2 separate regions of the Homo sapiens genome follow, and region 2 is linked to region 1. A link is a loop called in an ENCODE intact Hi-C map of the cell type or tissue named here. Cell type or tissue: tibial artery. All regions are shown on one strand. Links, peaks and the distances in the headings refer to the core of each region. The heading gives the core; the rest is flanking DNA.

What was found. Hi-C counts contacts between places; a loop is a spot of excess contacts. Peaks named below come from ENCODE experiments on the same cell type or tissue, not always from the same donor. Only the 100,000 strongest peaks of a DNase experiment are listed, where the experiment ranks them.
Region 2: it touches region 1 in a loop (2.2-fold over the local background); 1 of 110 quality-filtered maps calls a loop at or near these places.

What each region holds. Positions count from the first base shown.
Region 1 is chr14:103,602,107-103,612,797 of GRCh38, forward strand. No RefSeq gene overlaps it. Among named protein-coding and RNA genes, the nearest start is that of KLC1, 22 kb to the right of the region's middle. RefSeq lists enhancers at 5,075-5,124, 5,165-5,564. In tibial artery, for the core only: a CTCF peak has its summit at 5,174; DNase peaks (open chromatin) are centred at 5,305 and 6,414; H3K4me3 peaks cover 1,125 bases; H3K27me3 peaks cover 478 bases.
Region 2 is chr14:103,737,277-103,742,276 of GRCh38, forward strand. It overlaps PPP1R13B (protein phosphatase 1 regulatory subunit 13B), which reads right to left. Exons shown (of 17, transcript NM_015316.3): 11 at 4,514-5,000; 12 at 2,548-3,317; 13 at 1,610-1,747; 14 at 1,403-1,536; 15 at 418-584. Among named protein-coding and RNA genes, the nearest start is that of ZFYVE21, 24 kb to the left of the region's middle. In tibial artery, for the core only: no CTCF peak of the experiment used is centred there; DNase peaks (open chromatin) are centred at 2,375, 3,285 and 4,115; H3K27ac peaks cover 1,850 bases.

The DNA.
Region 1 (10,691 bases), core at 2,760-7,759:
TACCACTGCACTCCAGCCTGGGCAACAAGAGCGAAACTCCATCTCAAAAAAGAAAAACAATTGCCTGGCATGATGGCATGTGCCTGTAGTCCCAGCTACTTGGGAGGTTGAGGTGGGAGAATCAGTTGAGCCCAGGGAGATTGAGGCTGCAGTGAGCCAAAATCATGTCACTGCACTCCAGCCTGGGAAACAGAGTAAGACCCTGTCTCACAAAATAAATAAAAGTGGCCGGGCATGGTGGCTCATGCCTGTAATCCCAGCACTTTGGGAGGCCGAGGTGGGTGCATCACCTGAGGTCAGCAGTTCAAGACCAGCCTGGCCAACATGGTGAAACCTTGTCTCTACTAAAAATACAAAAAATTAGTTGGGCATGGTGGAGGGTGCCTGTAATCCCAGCTACTTGGGAGGCTGAGGCAGGAGAATTGCTTGAACCCAGGAGGTGGAGGTTGCAGTGAGCCAAGATCTTGCCATTGCACTCCAGCCTGGGCAACGAGCGAAACTCTTGTCTCAAATAAAATAAAATAAATAAAATAAATTTTGGCCAGGCACAGTGGTTCATGCCTGTAATCCCAGCACTTTGGGAGGCCAAGGTGGGCGGATCATTTGAAGTCAGCCAGACCAGCCTGGCCAACATGGTGAGACCCCGTTTCTACTAAAAACAAAAATCGGCTGGGCATGCTGAGGTAAGAGAATCGACTGAACCCAGGAGGCAGAGATTCCATTGAGCCAAGATCACACCACTGCACTCCAGCCTGCGCAACAGAGTGATACTCTGTCTCAAAACAAAACAAAACAAAACAAAACAGCGGCTGGGCACCGTCGCTCACACCTGTAATCCCAGCACTTTGGGAGGCCGAGGCAGGCAGATCACTTGAGGTCAGGAGTTTGAGAATAGCCTGGCCAACGTGGTGAAACCCCATCTCTATTAAAAATACAAAAATTAGGCCGGGCACAGTAGCTCACGCCTGTAATCCCAGCACTCTGGGAGGCCGAGGCGGGCAGATCACGAGATCAGGAGATCAGGAGATCAAGACCATCCTGGCTAACACGGTGAAACCCCATCTCTACTAAAAAATACAAAAAATTAGCCGGGCGTGGTGGCAGGCGCCTATAGTCCCAGCTATTCAGGAAGCTGAGGTAGGAGAATAGCGTGAACCCAGGAGGTGGAGCTTGCCGTGAGTCGAGATTGCAACACTGCACTCCAGCCTGGGCGACAGAGTGAGACTCCGTCTCAAAACCAAACAAAACAAAACAAAACAAAACAAATACAAAAATTAGCTGGGCATGGTGGTGGGCGCCTGTAATCCCAGCTACTGGGGATGCTGAGGCAGGAGAATGGCTTGAACCCAGGAGACCCAGGAGGCGAAGGTGCAGTGAGCCGAGATCATGCCACTGCACTCCAGCCTGGGTGACAGAGCAAGACTCCATCTCAAAAAAAAAAAAAAAGCTGGGCACAGTGGCTCATGCCTGTAATCCTAGCACTTTGGGAGGCCGAGGCGGGCAGACCACCTGAGGTTGGGAGTTCAAGACCAGCCTGACCAACATGGAGAAACCCTGTCTCTACTAAAAATACATAATTAGCCGGGCTTGGTGGCACATGCCTGTAATCCCACCTACTTGGGAACTTGGGAGGCTGAAGCAAGAGAACCGCTTGAACCCGGGAGGCAGAGTTTGCAGTGAGCTGAGATCACCCCACTGCACTCCAGCCTGGGTGACAAGAGTGAAACTCTGCCTCAAAATAATAATAATAATAAATAGGCTGGGTTTCGTGGCTCACACCTGTAATCCCAGCACTTTGGGAGGCTGTGGGGGTGGATCACTTGAGGCCAGGAGTTCAAGACCAGCCTGGCCAACATGGCAAAACCCCATCTCTATTAAAAATAGAAAAATTAGCCGGGCATGGTGGCACACTCCTGTAGTTCCAGCTACTTGAGAGGCTGAGGTGGAAGAATTGCTTGAGCCCAGGAGGTGGAGGTTGCAGTGAGCCGAGATCGAGCTAGTGCATCCAGCCTGGGGGACACAGTGAGACTCTGTCTCAGAAAATAATAAGTAAATAAATAAATATGACAGTGCGTGTGTACAGTTTTCCATTCTAACCACTTTCCTTTTTTTTTTTTTTTTTTTTTTTTTTTTTTGAGACGGAGTCTCGCTCTGTCACCCAGGCTGGAGTGCAGTGGCGCAATCACGGCTCACTGCAAGCTCCGCCTCCCGGGTTCACGTCATTCTCCTGCCTCAGCCTCCCGAGTAGCTGGGACTACAGGCGCCCGCCACCACGCCCAGCTAACTTTTTGTATTTTTAGTAGAGACGGGGTTTCACCGTGTTAGCCAGGATGGTCTCCATCTCCTGACCTCATGATCTACCCGCCTCGGCCTTCCAAAGTGCTGGGATTACAGGCGTGAGCCACCGCGCCCCGCCCATTCTAACCACTTTCAAGTGCACAGGCCACTGTCACTGAGCACGCTCACACTGTTGTACAAGCACCGTCCATCTCCAGAAATCTTTCATCTTCCCAGACTGAAACTCTGTCTCCCTTAAACAACTCCCCAGCTCCCACTCCCAGTCCCTGGCAACCACCATGCCACTTCCTGTGTCTATGAATTTGCCTGCTTTGGGGACCTCAAGCCTAGTGTTTGCCTTTTTGTGGCTGGCTTATTTCACTAGCTTATTTCAGCACAGGTCCTCCAGGTCCATCTGTGGTGTAGCAGGTAGACACCTGTTGCAGACAGATAAGCCAAGTCCCAGTCTCGGCTATGCCACTTGAGCCCTCTGAGCCTCAGACGCTGCTGTAGACTGGGAATAGTGACCCTTCACCACAAAAGGTACATGAGGGGTCCACTTACGTTCCTGGGAGGACAGCAGGGTCCTTGGTGACTTATTCTCTGGATACTTCCGAATACCTCCTGCGTGCCAGGCCCTGCTGTACCCCTAGGAATAGAGCCGTAAAGAAGAGGGCCACCACCCCCCCTCTCCACCCACTTTCCTTCCGCCCAGCAGTACCCCAGCTCAGACACTCCGCTCACCTCACTGGTCTGCCAGGAAAGTCATCTCTTTCCTTTTATGCTGTTGAAAATGGGTTGGTCAATATCCCAGAAGTGTTCAGGGTGCTTCAAGTTGCATTTTGAGCTCCTCAGCTATTGATTGGGAAGAATAATTGTCTTCACTTTATCCTGAGTCAGGCCTTTGGTGGAAAAGTGCAGGAAAGGCTATAGGAGGAGGTGGCCAGGGGGCCTTCTGTCCAGGTATTTAGGGGTTATGAGCTCCTCTGGGCCCACCCCCGCTGACAACATCACACCTCCAGCCAAGCACACACTTGACCCAAAGACCTGAGTTTGCCATCAAAGCAGATCCAGGGTTTGGTTCGGAGTGGAAAGATTAACATGAAAAAAGCTGGAGTGGTAGGCAGAAAGGCCTAGAGAAGATCTGTCTGTCTGTCTGTCTGTTTTATTCCCCCAACCCCTCCCCACCAGCCACACCCAGATTGAGGAGCACCAGCAGCCATGGGCTGGCATGTGACAGGCTGGTCAGTGTGCTGGGAACACAGTTCTGGGCAGAGGATCTGATGCTGAAAAGAGCCTCAGTGTATCTTCAGTGCCTCCTCCCCTGTCCCTGGTGGTCTGGGTGTCCAGTGCAGCCCTGGTCTGGCCCAGCAATCTCTCTGATAGGGTCATGGCAGGATGCCTGTCAGGGTGTGGTGGCACGTGCCTGTAGTCCTAGCTACTTGGGAGGCTGAGACAGGAGAATTGCTTGAACCCAGGAGGCAGAGGTTGCAGTGAGCCAAGATTGCGCCATTGCACTCCCACCTGGGTGACAGAGTGAGAATCCATCTCAAAAAACAAAAACAAAAACAAAACAAAACAAAAACCCAGCCTGGGCAACACAGGGAGACCCCATCTCTACAAAAAATTAGAAAATTGGCCGGGTGCGGTGGCTCACACCTCTAATCCCAGCACTTTGGGAGGCCGAGGCAGGCAGATCACGAGGTCTGGAGATGGAGACCATCCTGGATAACATGGTGAAACCCCGTCTGTACTAAAAATACAAAAAAATTAGCTGGGTGTGGTGGCAGGCGCCTGTAGTCCCAGCTGCTGGGGAGGCTAAAGCAGGACAATGGCATGAACCCGGGAGGCGGAGCTTGTAGTGAGCCGAGATTGTGCCACTGCACCCCAGCCTGGGCAACAGAGCAAGATTCCATCTCAAAACAAAACAACAACAAACAAACCAGCCTGGGCAAGACAGGGAGACCCCATCTCTACAAAAAATTAAAAAATTAGCTGGGCAGGGTGGCACGTGCCTGTGGTCCCAGCTACTCAGAAGGCTGAGGAGGGAGGATCTCTTGAGCCTAAGGGGTCGAGGCTGCAGTGAACCCTGATCACGCCGCTGCGCTCCAACCTGGGTGCCAGGAGCCAGAGATTGCAGTGAGACGAGGTCGCACCACTGCACTCCAGCCTGGGCAATAGAATGCAACTCCGTCTCAAAATAAATAAATAAAAATAAATAAATAAAGTGTGCAGTTCAGTGGCACCAAGTACATTCATGGCAGCCTCGCCACCGTCCATCTTCAGAACTTTGTCATCTCCCCAAACAAGCGCTGTACCCATTAGGCAGGCACTCCCCATCCCCACCCACCATTCACTTTTCTCTCTTTCTTTCTTTCTTTCTCTCTTTTCTTTTTCTTTCTTTCCTTCCTTCTCTTTCTTTTTCTTTCTTTTTTTTTTCTTTTAGATAGGGTCTCATTCCGTCACCCAAGCTGGAGTGCAGTGGCACTATCTTGGCTCACCACCACAGCCTCAGCCTCCCCAAGTAGCTGGGACTACAGGTGTGTACCACCACACCTTGCTAATTTTTAAATTTTCATTTGTTTTAGAGACAAAGTCTCACTGTGTTGCCCAGGCTAGTCTAGGGATGAGAGCCTCCTGGATTTGGGGTGGGGCCCTGAAAGACACAGAGACACACAGCAGGGAAGAGCAGATGAGGTGGAGGCAGAGGCTGGAGGGACGTAGCTGCAAGCGCAGGAGCACCAAGGGCCGGTGGAACCGCAGAAACCGCAGCGAGGGAGCCAGCCCTGCTGACACTTTGATTCCGGACTTCCATCGCAGAACTGAGAGAGAGAATCAACCCCTGTCGTCCTGAGCCCCCAGCGTGTGGTGCTGTGGTGCAGCCGCAGGAAACACGTGCTTTCCAGAATGACAGCTGGTGTCCGCAAGAACAGCAGGAACTCATCAGCATTTGGAAGTGAGACTGGGTGGATGTGCAGTCCCGGAAAAAGAGGCGGAGATTTATGTCTGGTGGCGGGGAGCCCGTGTGTTCAGCAGCTTCTGGAAGGAATTGATAGATGGAAGCTGCTAGAGGCGTTGCTGACAGCCTCTCCTTGAGGCCAGACTCCAGAGCTGGAACCTGGTAGAAGCCTTAGTCTCCTCATTTACCGCAGCGGTGACGGGTGGGGCAGTGTGAGATCTGAGCCGAGGGCCCGCATCAAAGTCCCCTTTCGGCTTCTCCATCTGTGACATGGGTTGCACCTGCTCTGACTGCTGCTTACGAGAGATGGTGAGCAGTGTTCTGTGCTGCGTGGCCGTGACTGCCGAGGTTCTGTGAAGACGGGAACCACGGGCTGAAAGCAATAGAGACCCCAGACCACCAGGGTCAGCTCGCCCCCGCCCCCACCCATCTTCTTTCTGAAGGCTGCGCTTTTCCTTTTCAATATGACCTAAGCCCTTTGCAGGATATCTCCATTCGCACATTTCCTTACTCAGGGTCTGGGTCTGCCCTGCAGAGCTGAGCTGAACGGCACTATCAGGACTTTCTACTGGGACAATTGAATGCGACCCCCCTCCCACCGTCGGCTCTGCCCTCCTCCTGTTTCCACAGGTCTGGAGACGTTCCCTCTGCCCAGGTGGGGGCCGTGGCTGGAAGTCCGCCTCTGCTGGAGGTGCCCGAACCTCATGCCTCTTGCCCCCAGATCGCCTTTCCCTTGGACGTTGCCCGAGGCGTGTGGTCCCAGTTGGCCAACATGGAGCTTAGTTGGGAGGATGTGAGTGGCCCTCTCCTCCCAAAGATGATCGTGAATCCTCGGGGGCTGAGAAACCTGCTGAGAGAGAAAGAAAACAGTGGGAATAGTGCCTACAGCTGCGCTTCCTCAGTAGACAGGAGGCAGGGCTGCTGGGGGAGGGAAAAGGGAAGCCGGCCGGGGTGGGGGTGGAGAAGGTGGGGTCTCTGGAGGAGAACTCATCCTGGAGGAGTTTAACAATAGGAGAGGTGGGTGGGAGCATGGAGGTGTCTCCCATACACCACCCCTGCCTCTGGGGGTAGAGGTGCCACCCCAAGGAACAGGGCTTGTGAACTCAAAGAACACTTGAGAGGATTGGGCCGCCCCAGCCTGCATGCCCATCCCCAGCCTGCTACAGTGTGTTCCTGGGGGGGCCTGTGGGCCTAAGCCAAGCAGTGCCTGGCATTCTCTTGGCCACAGACAAGGGTCCAAGGTGGGCTGGTAACCTTGGGAGGTGGAATCCAAGTGAAGCCTGGGGCATTATCGATGCTTTGGGGGACAAGCTTCTCCTGCTGGACAGTGGGGACTGCAGATACAACGTCTGGAACTGCTCTGGCCATTTCTGCCTCTACAGAGGAGCCAGACTGACCTCCAGCCACACAGCCATGCAGACACTGGGAGGCAGAGCCAAGAAAGCTGTAGGGACCCCCAGTGTAGGGTCCGGGAGCTCAAGGGCAACCACAGCCTGCTCATCTGGGTGCCTACATGAGCCAACAGCCCTTCTGTAGTTTAACCAGTTGAATCATCTAGGATTCCAGCAAGAAATAGGATTCCTGGGCCAGGCACGATGGCTCACACCTGTCATCCCAGCACTTTGGGAGGCTGAGGAGGGTGAGGGTGGATCACCTGAGGTCAGGAGTTTGAGACCAGCCTGGTCAACATGGTGAAACCCCATCTCTACTAAAAATACAAAAATTAGCCAGGTGTAGTGGCGGGTGCCTGTAATCCTAGCTACTTGGGAGGCTGAGGCAGGAGAATCACTTGAACCTGGGAGGCAGAAGTTGCAGTGAGCTGAGATTGCGCCACTATACTCCAGCCTGGGCGACAGAGTGAGACTTTGTCTCAAAAAAAAAAAAAAAAAGAAATAGGATTCCCCCCAGAGGGATTGAAGGAGACTTGACTGAAAGGGCCAGATGGGTGAATAGGGATTTGGAAACAAACCAAGGATATCAGGGTGCCCAGAGACTAGGAACAGAGAGAAGCCAAAGGGACAAGGGGAAGGCATGGCACCTGATGGGAGCTGCCTGGTGAGAGAAACAGTCAGGAAGGACTACAGGAGCTAGGACACCAGGGGATCACATCCTTCCCTAGCACCTTCACGGGGAGTATGGTCCTGCCAACACCGTGATCTAGAACTTCTGGCCTCCAGAACGGTGGAACGATACATTTCTATTGTTTATGCCACTCTGTTTGTGGTACTTTGCTACAGCAACCCTACAAATTAATACCCACCTCTTGGGGCAAACCCAATCAGAAGCCAGGCATTGAAGGAGCCTGGGAGAGCAGTCTGCAGGGAAGGCCTCCCAAGGCATAAAAAGCAGGATTGAGGAGGGGCAGTGTGGCAAAAGGAGAACAGCCAGAATGCCAGATGCCCCTTCGGCTGGAAATGAGGAGAGGGGAGGGGACTGAATACATGGACTGCTCTCTCCTCCCACCCAGGCCTCCTCCTGGGCTTCCCTGTTACAGGTTGAATTGTGTGCCCCCAAAATTCATATGTTGAAGTCCTAACCCCAGTTAGTACCTTATTTGGAACTAGGGTCATTGCAGATGTGATTAAAGTGGGGTCCTACTAGAGTAGGGGAGGCCCCTAATCCAACATGACTGGTGTCCTTATAAAAGGGGAAATGTGGGCCGGGCATGGTGGCTCACATCTGTAATTCCAGCAGTTTGGGAGGCCGAGGTGGGTGGATCACCTGAGGTCAGGAGTTCGAGACCAACGTGACCAATATGGTGAAACCCTGTCTCTAATAAAAATACAAAAATTAGCTGGGCGTGGTGGCATGCTCCTCTAGTCCCAGCTACTCAGGAGGCTGAGGCAGGAGAATTGCTTCAACCTGGAAAGCAGAGCTTGCAGTGAGCCAAGATGCGCCACTGCACTCCAGCCTGGGCGACAGAGCCAGACTCCGTCTCAAAAAAAAAAAAGAGGCAGGGGGTGACGTGAGCTGGGCATGGTGGCTCACATCTATAATCCCAGCACTTTGGGAGGCCGAGGCGGGTGGATCATTTGAGGTCAGGAGTTCAAGACTAACCTGGCAAACATGGTGAAACCCCATCTCTATTAAAAATACAAAAATTAGTGGGGCGTGGTGTCAGGCACCTGTAATGCCAGCTATTTGGGAGGCTGAGGCAGGAGAATTGCTTGAACCTGGGAGGTAGAGGTTGCAGTGAGCGGAGATTGCGCCATTGCACTCTAGCCTGGGTGACAAGAGTGAAACTCGGCCGGGCACAGTGTCTCACGCCTGTAATCCCAGCACTTTGGGAGGCTGAGGCGGGCAGATCACTTGAGGTCAGGAGTTCAAGACCAGCCTGACCAAACTGGTGAAACCCCATCTCTACTAAAAGTACAAAAATTAGCCGGGCGTGGTGGCAGGTGCCTGTAATCCCAGCTACTTGGGAGGTTGAGACAGGAGAATTGCTTGAACCCAGCAGGCAGAGGTTGCAGTGAGCTGAGACCAGGCAATTGCACTCCAGCCTGGACAATAAGAGTGAAACTCTGTCTCAAAAAAAAAAGGAAAAAAAGAAAGAAAGAAAAAAAAAAGGGAAGTGTGGACAGAGCCATGAACACAGGGAAAATGCCATGTGAAGATTTTGAGTTATGCTGTCACAAGCCAAGGAACTATAGGAGCTAGGACACCAGGGGATCACATCCTTCCCTAGCACCTTCACGGGGAGTATGGTCCTGCCAACACCGTGATCTAGAACTTCTGGCCTCCAGAACGGTGGAACAATACATTTCTATTGTTTATGCCACTCTGTTTGTGGTACTTTGCTACAGCAACCCTACAAATTAATACCTCCTTCTTAGGGCAAACCCAATCAGAAGCCAGGCATTGAAGGAGCCTGGGAGAGCAGTCTGCAGGGAAGGCCTCCCAAGGCATAAAAAGCAGGATTGAGGAGGGGCAGTGTGGCAAAAGGAGAACAGCTGGAATGCCAGTTTGGTGGGTTGTCTGTTGACTGCAACCAGAAGTCTCCAAACCTCAACACAGAATTTGGTACCAGGAGTGGGGTGTTACAAGTGAAGAGACTAAAACATGGAGTGGTCTGAGCTAAGGGGGTAAAAATGGAAGATGGTAAGGACCCCACTCTACCGAGTTGGGAAATGGCCATGGGGTAGCACAACAGCTGGTTGTAGCTAAGGTGGGAGGATCACTTGAGCCCAGGTGTTTGAAACTAGCCTGGGCAACATAGTAAGACGTTGTCTCTAAAACAAATAAAAACTAAAAAATTAGCTAGGTGTGGTGGTGCACACCTGTAGTCCTAGCTACCTGGGGAGGCAGAGGCTGCGGTGAGCCAAGATAGTGCCACTGCACTCCAGCTTGGGCGACGGAATAAGACCCTATCTGAAAAAAAGAAAAAGAAAGAAAGGAAAAAGAAAGTGAATGGTGGGTGCCAGGGACTGAGTGAGGGGGATGGGGAGTGCCTGCTTAATAGGTAATGGGAACAGGGCTTGTTTGGGGAGATGAGAAATTTCTGGAGATGGATGGTGGCAGGGCTGCCCAACAACATGAATGTACTTGGTGCCACTGAACTGCACACTTTATTTACTTATTTATTTTTTAATTTTTATTTATTTATTTATTTTTTAGACAAAGTCCTTGCTCTGTCACCCAGGCTGGAGTGCAGTGGCACGATCTCGGCTCTCTGAAAGCTCTGCCTCCCAGGTTCACGCCATTCTCCTGCCTCAGCCTCCCGAGTAGCTGGGACTATAGGTGCCCGCCACTGCGCCTGGCTATTTTTTTTGTTTTTAGTAGAGCCGGGGTTTCACCGTGTTAGCCAGGATCGTCTCGATCTCCTGAGCTCGTGATCTGCCCGCCTCGGCCTCCCGAAGTGCTGAGATTACAGGTGTGAGCCACCATGCCTGGCTCTATTTTTATTTTTTTGAGACAGAGTCATGCTCTGTCACCCAGGCTGGAGTGCAGTGGTGAAATCTTGGCTCACTGAAACCTCCACCTTTCGGGTTCAGGTGATTATCCCACCTCAGCGTCCTGAGTAGCTGGGATTACAGGTCCCAACACTACGCCCGGCTAATTGTTGAATCTTTAGTAGAGGCGGGGTTTCACCATGTTGTCCAGGCTGGTCTTGAACTCCTGACCTCAAGTGATCTGCTTGCCTTGGCCTCCCAAAGTGCTGGGATTATAAGCATGAGCCACAGCGCTCAGCCTAAACTGCACACTTTAAAGTAGTTAAGATGGCACATTCCATGTTGTGGGTATTTTACCACAATGTTAAAAAAAAAAAAGGAAGGCCAGGCACAGTGGCTCACACCTGTAACCCCAGCAGTTTGGGAGGCCGAGGCAGGCAGATCACCTGAGGTCAAGAGTTGAGACCAGCCTGACCAACATGGAGAAACCCGTCTCTATTAAAAACACAAAATTAGCCGGGCATGGTGGCACACGCCTGTAATCTCAGCTACTCGAGAGGCTGAGG
Region 2 (5,000 bases), core at 1-5,000, 130 kb after region 1:
TGTGCTGCCAGGCACGGTGGCTCACACCTGTGATCCCAGCACTTTAGGAGGCTGAAAGTGGGCAGATCGCTGGAGCCCAGAAGTTCGAGACCACCCTGGGCAACATGGCGAAACACTGTCTCTACAAAAAAAAAAAAAAAGTACAAAAAATTAGCTGGCTGTGGTGGGACAAGCCTGTAGTCCCAGCTACTTGGGAGGCTGAAGTGGGAGGATCAATTGAGCCCGGGAGGTCGAGGCTGCAGTGAGCCATGATTGCGACATTGCACTCCAGCCTGGGTGACAGAATGAGACCTTGTCTCCTGTCTTAAAAAAAACAAACAGAAAGCTGTGCTGAAGCTTCTCTGGCACCGGCTGACTGTTGCCATGGCAGTACCACAGCAGACAGCACCACTGTGGCCCCAGGCCTCCCCTGCGTACCATATAGAAACTGGGAGCACTGGATGTAGCCTTCCTCCATCTCCTCACACTTGTCTGCAGCAGTTTCAATGTCGCTTATGGTTGAGGCAAAAATGGCGGCACCACTCTCCACCAGCTGTTTGCAGAGGTGAACGCTGTTACAAGAGGCAGCGCAGTGCAGCGGCGTCCTGGAATAGAGCGTGGGTGAAGGTGCAGGCCTGGCACTGCCTGTCCTGTAGGACGTGGCCCTCAGAGATTTCCCTCTAAGGAATCTCGCGGAAGGCGTTCACCTTTGTGCCATCAAGTCTCAGTGTTGTTTCTTTAAAGGCAGGATTTCCATGAGCCAATTGTTTCAGACCATACATACATTTTGAAAAGGGGGCACAGGGAATGGGTTAAGAAATGGCCAATCCACAGATGTTCACGCCACACTGCATGGTGATGTGAATGTACATAACACACTGAAACACACATTTAAAAATAGCTAAGATGTGAAATTTTATGTTATGTGTATTTTACCACGATTCAAATGCAGCACAATGTCAGCTGTCTGAAAGTTCAAAATAACCCCCACAGGAGACCAACACGCCTCGCCCAGCAGCAGAGCTCCCGAAGGCAAACGGAATGAACAATGCGACAACCTACATGCCTGACCCAGGGGGATGCTGAGGCTGCTTTTCACACGGAGCACAGAGTGTGAAGAGTCCATACGGAACATATGAGAAGGGGAAGATGGAATGATTCACAGAATGCTTAGACTGCAATGTTAATGACGAGGCACAGAAAGAGCATAACCACAGCCACGTTTTTAACAAAATCATCAAGAGAAAAGGCTGGAAAAAAAGGCAAGGAAACCCTGGCAACAGCTGTCTTTCAAGGATGAAATGATGGGTGTTCTTGCTCTAATTCTCTCTTCCGTGCTTCCTAATTGTCTAGAACACGCCTGTTTTCCTTATGCAAAGCAGGGAAAGTAAATCTGTCCACCCCACACTCCTACGGGCCTCACCATCCATCACTATCAGCAGCATTCACGTTGACACCAAAATCCAGCAGGAACTTCACGATGTGATGGTGGCCGGCGCAGACGGCGTTGTGCAGTGGGGTGATCCCTTCGTCGTTGGGCTTGCTGGGATCTTCCACCTAGGACACACGGCCTGTGAGCGCCCATCCCCTCGCCCCCAGCAGCGTGCACTGGTCCCCGGCTGCAGCTCACCTCATAGATGATCCTCTGCACCAGATCGAACTCTCCTTCCAGAGACGCGTCTAGGAGCAGTGCCAGGGGGTTAAACCGGACTCTCAGCCCGTGCCCCGTCCGCTCCGAGTTGGGCTTCTTCAAGTTGGTCCGCTTGTTCTGTTGGGAAGGAAGCACGCTTTCCAGTTAAAGGTGGTCCACTGAAGTCTAAGAACCCACGCCTGCTGGGAAGGAGTGGTGGGAGCTAAAGCCCAAAGACAGTGGCTCCGCGAAGCAGCCCTGGAGTGGTAGCAGTAGCAGCGCCCAGGTGACCACCTCAAATAAGGGCCAGGGCCACTCTGCTCACTACAAGGGAGAGCCCTGTCTGAGGCCTGAGTCCCTGGCTCACGCACAGAGGGACACGGCTGTGTTTGAGCTTCTGGCCACTCCTCGGAAGACTCTGTGGGAGGGAGGGTGGCGTGTGACTGCCAAGTAGCTGATGGGAGCCAGCAGCTCGTTCCTGCCCACATGCGACAGGGTTCTTCCTGCTATGGCACCAGATCCTAGTGGAGAGAATCCCACTGAGGGTTCCCTGAGATGGCGCCTGGCTCCCTCTCTGCTCCGTCAACACTGACCTCCCACCCAGGGCCTTTGTCTAGATGCTTCTTCCCTCGTCTCTCTACAGGACCTTCAGGTGCCAGCGACAGCTCCCCTTCCTCAGGAAAGCCTCTGGAGCTCCCTGACCAGCTGTCTGGGAAAGGCTTGGCCACATTGTGCATTTGTGTGGCCGAGCCCCATTTGTCATGCCTTTTCATGCCCCATTTGTCTGTGTGACTGTCCGTCCTCCCTACAAGACGTAACTCAGGGACATCCCTGGTTCCCACTGCTCCCAGCACAGCCTGACCAAGGGAAGGACCCCAGAGGTCCTGGTTGCATGAATGACCAGGAAGGCCAGGCTTTGGTCTAGCAATGACACCCACCGTGGAGGTGGCAGGAGGGTGGCTGGCAGGGGGAAGAGGTGCTGGAGGGACCTGCTCTTCCCCTGGAGATGGGGCCTCAGCCACAGGACTCGGGATCTGCTCCGTGGTGGGGACCGTGGCCACGTTGTTGTTATTGTCCTCTGCCGGCTCGGCAGTTTGGTGGGTGGTTTGGGGACAGATGAGCTCCTCTGGTTCGGGGGAAGGTAACTCATTATCATTGGCATCTGATGACGGGGCAGGCTCAGCGGGGAGTGGGGCTGTGGGCTGGGCAGGGGGGAGCTCTTCCAGGTTTCCATTGGCATTGGTGTTTCCATTGTCCACATCGGCCAAGGTGCCCATGAAGTCCTGGGAGGGGCTGGGCTGGTAGAAAGGGGTGCCCTCCATGCCACCGGCCAGGGTGTTGAAGCGCTGGTACAGCAGCTTCTGGATGTTGGGCCCGCCGGGGCCCTCGGGCTCTGTGATGGAGCTGCGCTTTTTCAGGGGCCGGGGCGCGTTGGCCAGCTTCCTGCGGAGGGCCTCCAGGTCTGCATCACTCTGGTAGCGCAGTGGCGAATGCACGATGGGCGTGAGCTTGGTGGGGCTGAGTGGCCGTGGCAGGCTCTCCACGGTGCTGCCATCTGCGGGGGCGGCGGGGCCATCCTGCTCAGGCTCTTTCTCAGTACTTTCTGAAGGTGGCTGAGGCTGTGGTGTGCCCGTGGACAGTGACCCGTGAAGAAACGGCAGCGGCGATGGAGAGGTTGAACCCGAAGGTAAAACGGGCTTACCATACACTGGGGAAGACACAAAGGACAGGCAATTTTGACCTCACTACAGAGATCTAGTCATACACACCTATGATTACACCAGAGACAGGCTCCTGCAAAGACACACATATACATCTGCTGCTGTTATTCAATTCTCATTTCAAATCTCTGAGGAAACCTCCCCCTCTTAGAGCCTCCACTGACTCCTTCTGAAAGGTGCAGTGCCTCTCTAATGTGTCGGTTTTTACATTTGGGTTTCCAGAACTGGAGCTTTTTCAAAAGAAAAAAATAGGGTGCTAACCCGACTTTTCCTGCCGCAGACAAGCCTGCCTGTTTTCTGGCCAAGGAAAAAGACAAAAACCACTAAACATGCATCTGATTCTTGGACTAACTCACATGACGGAGACACACGCGCCTCCTCAGAGCAGGAAGGTTTTACCTGGAGGTCCAGGAGCTCTTGAGAATGGTCTAAGCCTTTCCCACCACAGCCAGAACCCTCCCCACAAGGGAACACTGCACCACCACCTGGGAGGTCCCTGTGCAGGAAGTGACTAGGCACGTCCAGGAATCCCTCAACTGTGAGTCTAGAAGCTGCAGCCAATGCCCAGGAATGTCTAAGAAGGCCCTAGCCTAGACCTGACCCGCGGCTTCCTCCCGTAAGAGTCGGAAACACCATCAGCCTCTGTGGTAGGTGTGGAACTAAGCTACCTTCTCTCAGCTGCCTTCTTAGAACATCTGAGCTCCATAACCCAAACCAAGGCTTTCCTCCCCTCTGGGCTATGGGGGAGGCTCCTACGCAGCAGACGCCCTCCTTAAACTGCCCATGCCCAGGGGTCGGGCTCAGCCACTACCAGGAGGGCCAGTGGTCAAGGCCACCCTCTACGCACTGGACAGCTCCCGGCACAAGTTACCACGAAACAGAAGGAAAAGAGGAAATTCTCGACATCTCACCCTTCCCGGAGCTGGATTTCCTAAGTAGCACACGGAGGTGGCTGCTCAGACAGGAAGTCAGAGAACTGTGAGCCATCTGCAAAACAGCCTCCTCCATGCATTCCAGCTTCCATTCCCTTCTCACACTGACACCCAAGGCTGTACTTTTATGTAAGAATTAAGTTTAATCCTAAATAGCACGTGGCCCAAACGTAAAGAAATACATTAGTATTTTCTTAATTAAAAGTATAATTTCCTAGCCCCAAGAAAAGGAGAGTATAAACCCACTCTACCTGCTTTAACTGACTTATTTAAGGCGCTGTGTGCTGCCGGCTGGTAATTCTTAGGTGGTGTGGCTTGCTGGAGGTACATGGAGTATATGGAACTTGAATTCACTGTCTGGGGTCCTTTCCTGGGAGACTGTGGCCTTGACCCTTTATCAGCCAGGAAAGGCCTAATGGCCACTGTCAGTGGGAGTTCAGGCTTGCTGTCCCCAGCTGGAAATGCAGGTGGTCCCGCTGGCGGGTACGTGGGACTTGGCGGTACGGAAATCCTCTGCTGAATCTGTTGTGAGGAGCCTGGCTGGGGGGTGCTGCCTGTGGCGGGCAGCAGGGTGGGCCTCTGTCGACTTGGCAGGCCTGCACTGGGCCTGGGCAAGCTGCCTTCCTTCCTCCTTTCCAGGGAGCTTGTCGACCCAGGACCCAGAGGTGTAGGACTTGGGTATGTCCCATAGCTTGGAGGCAGCTGCTTGCCTACACCCGGGATGGGAGGTGGCACTTT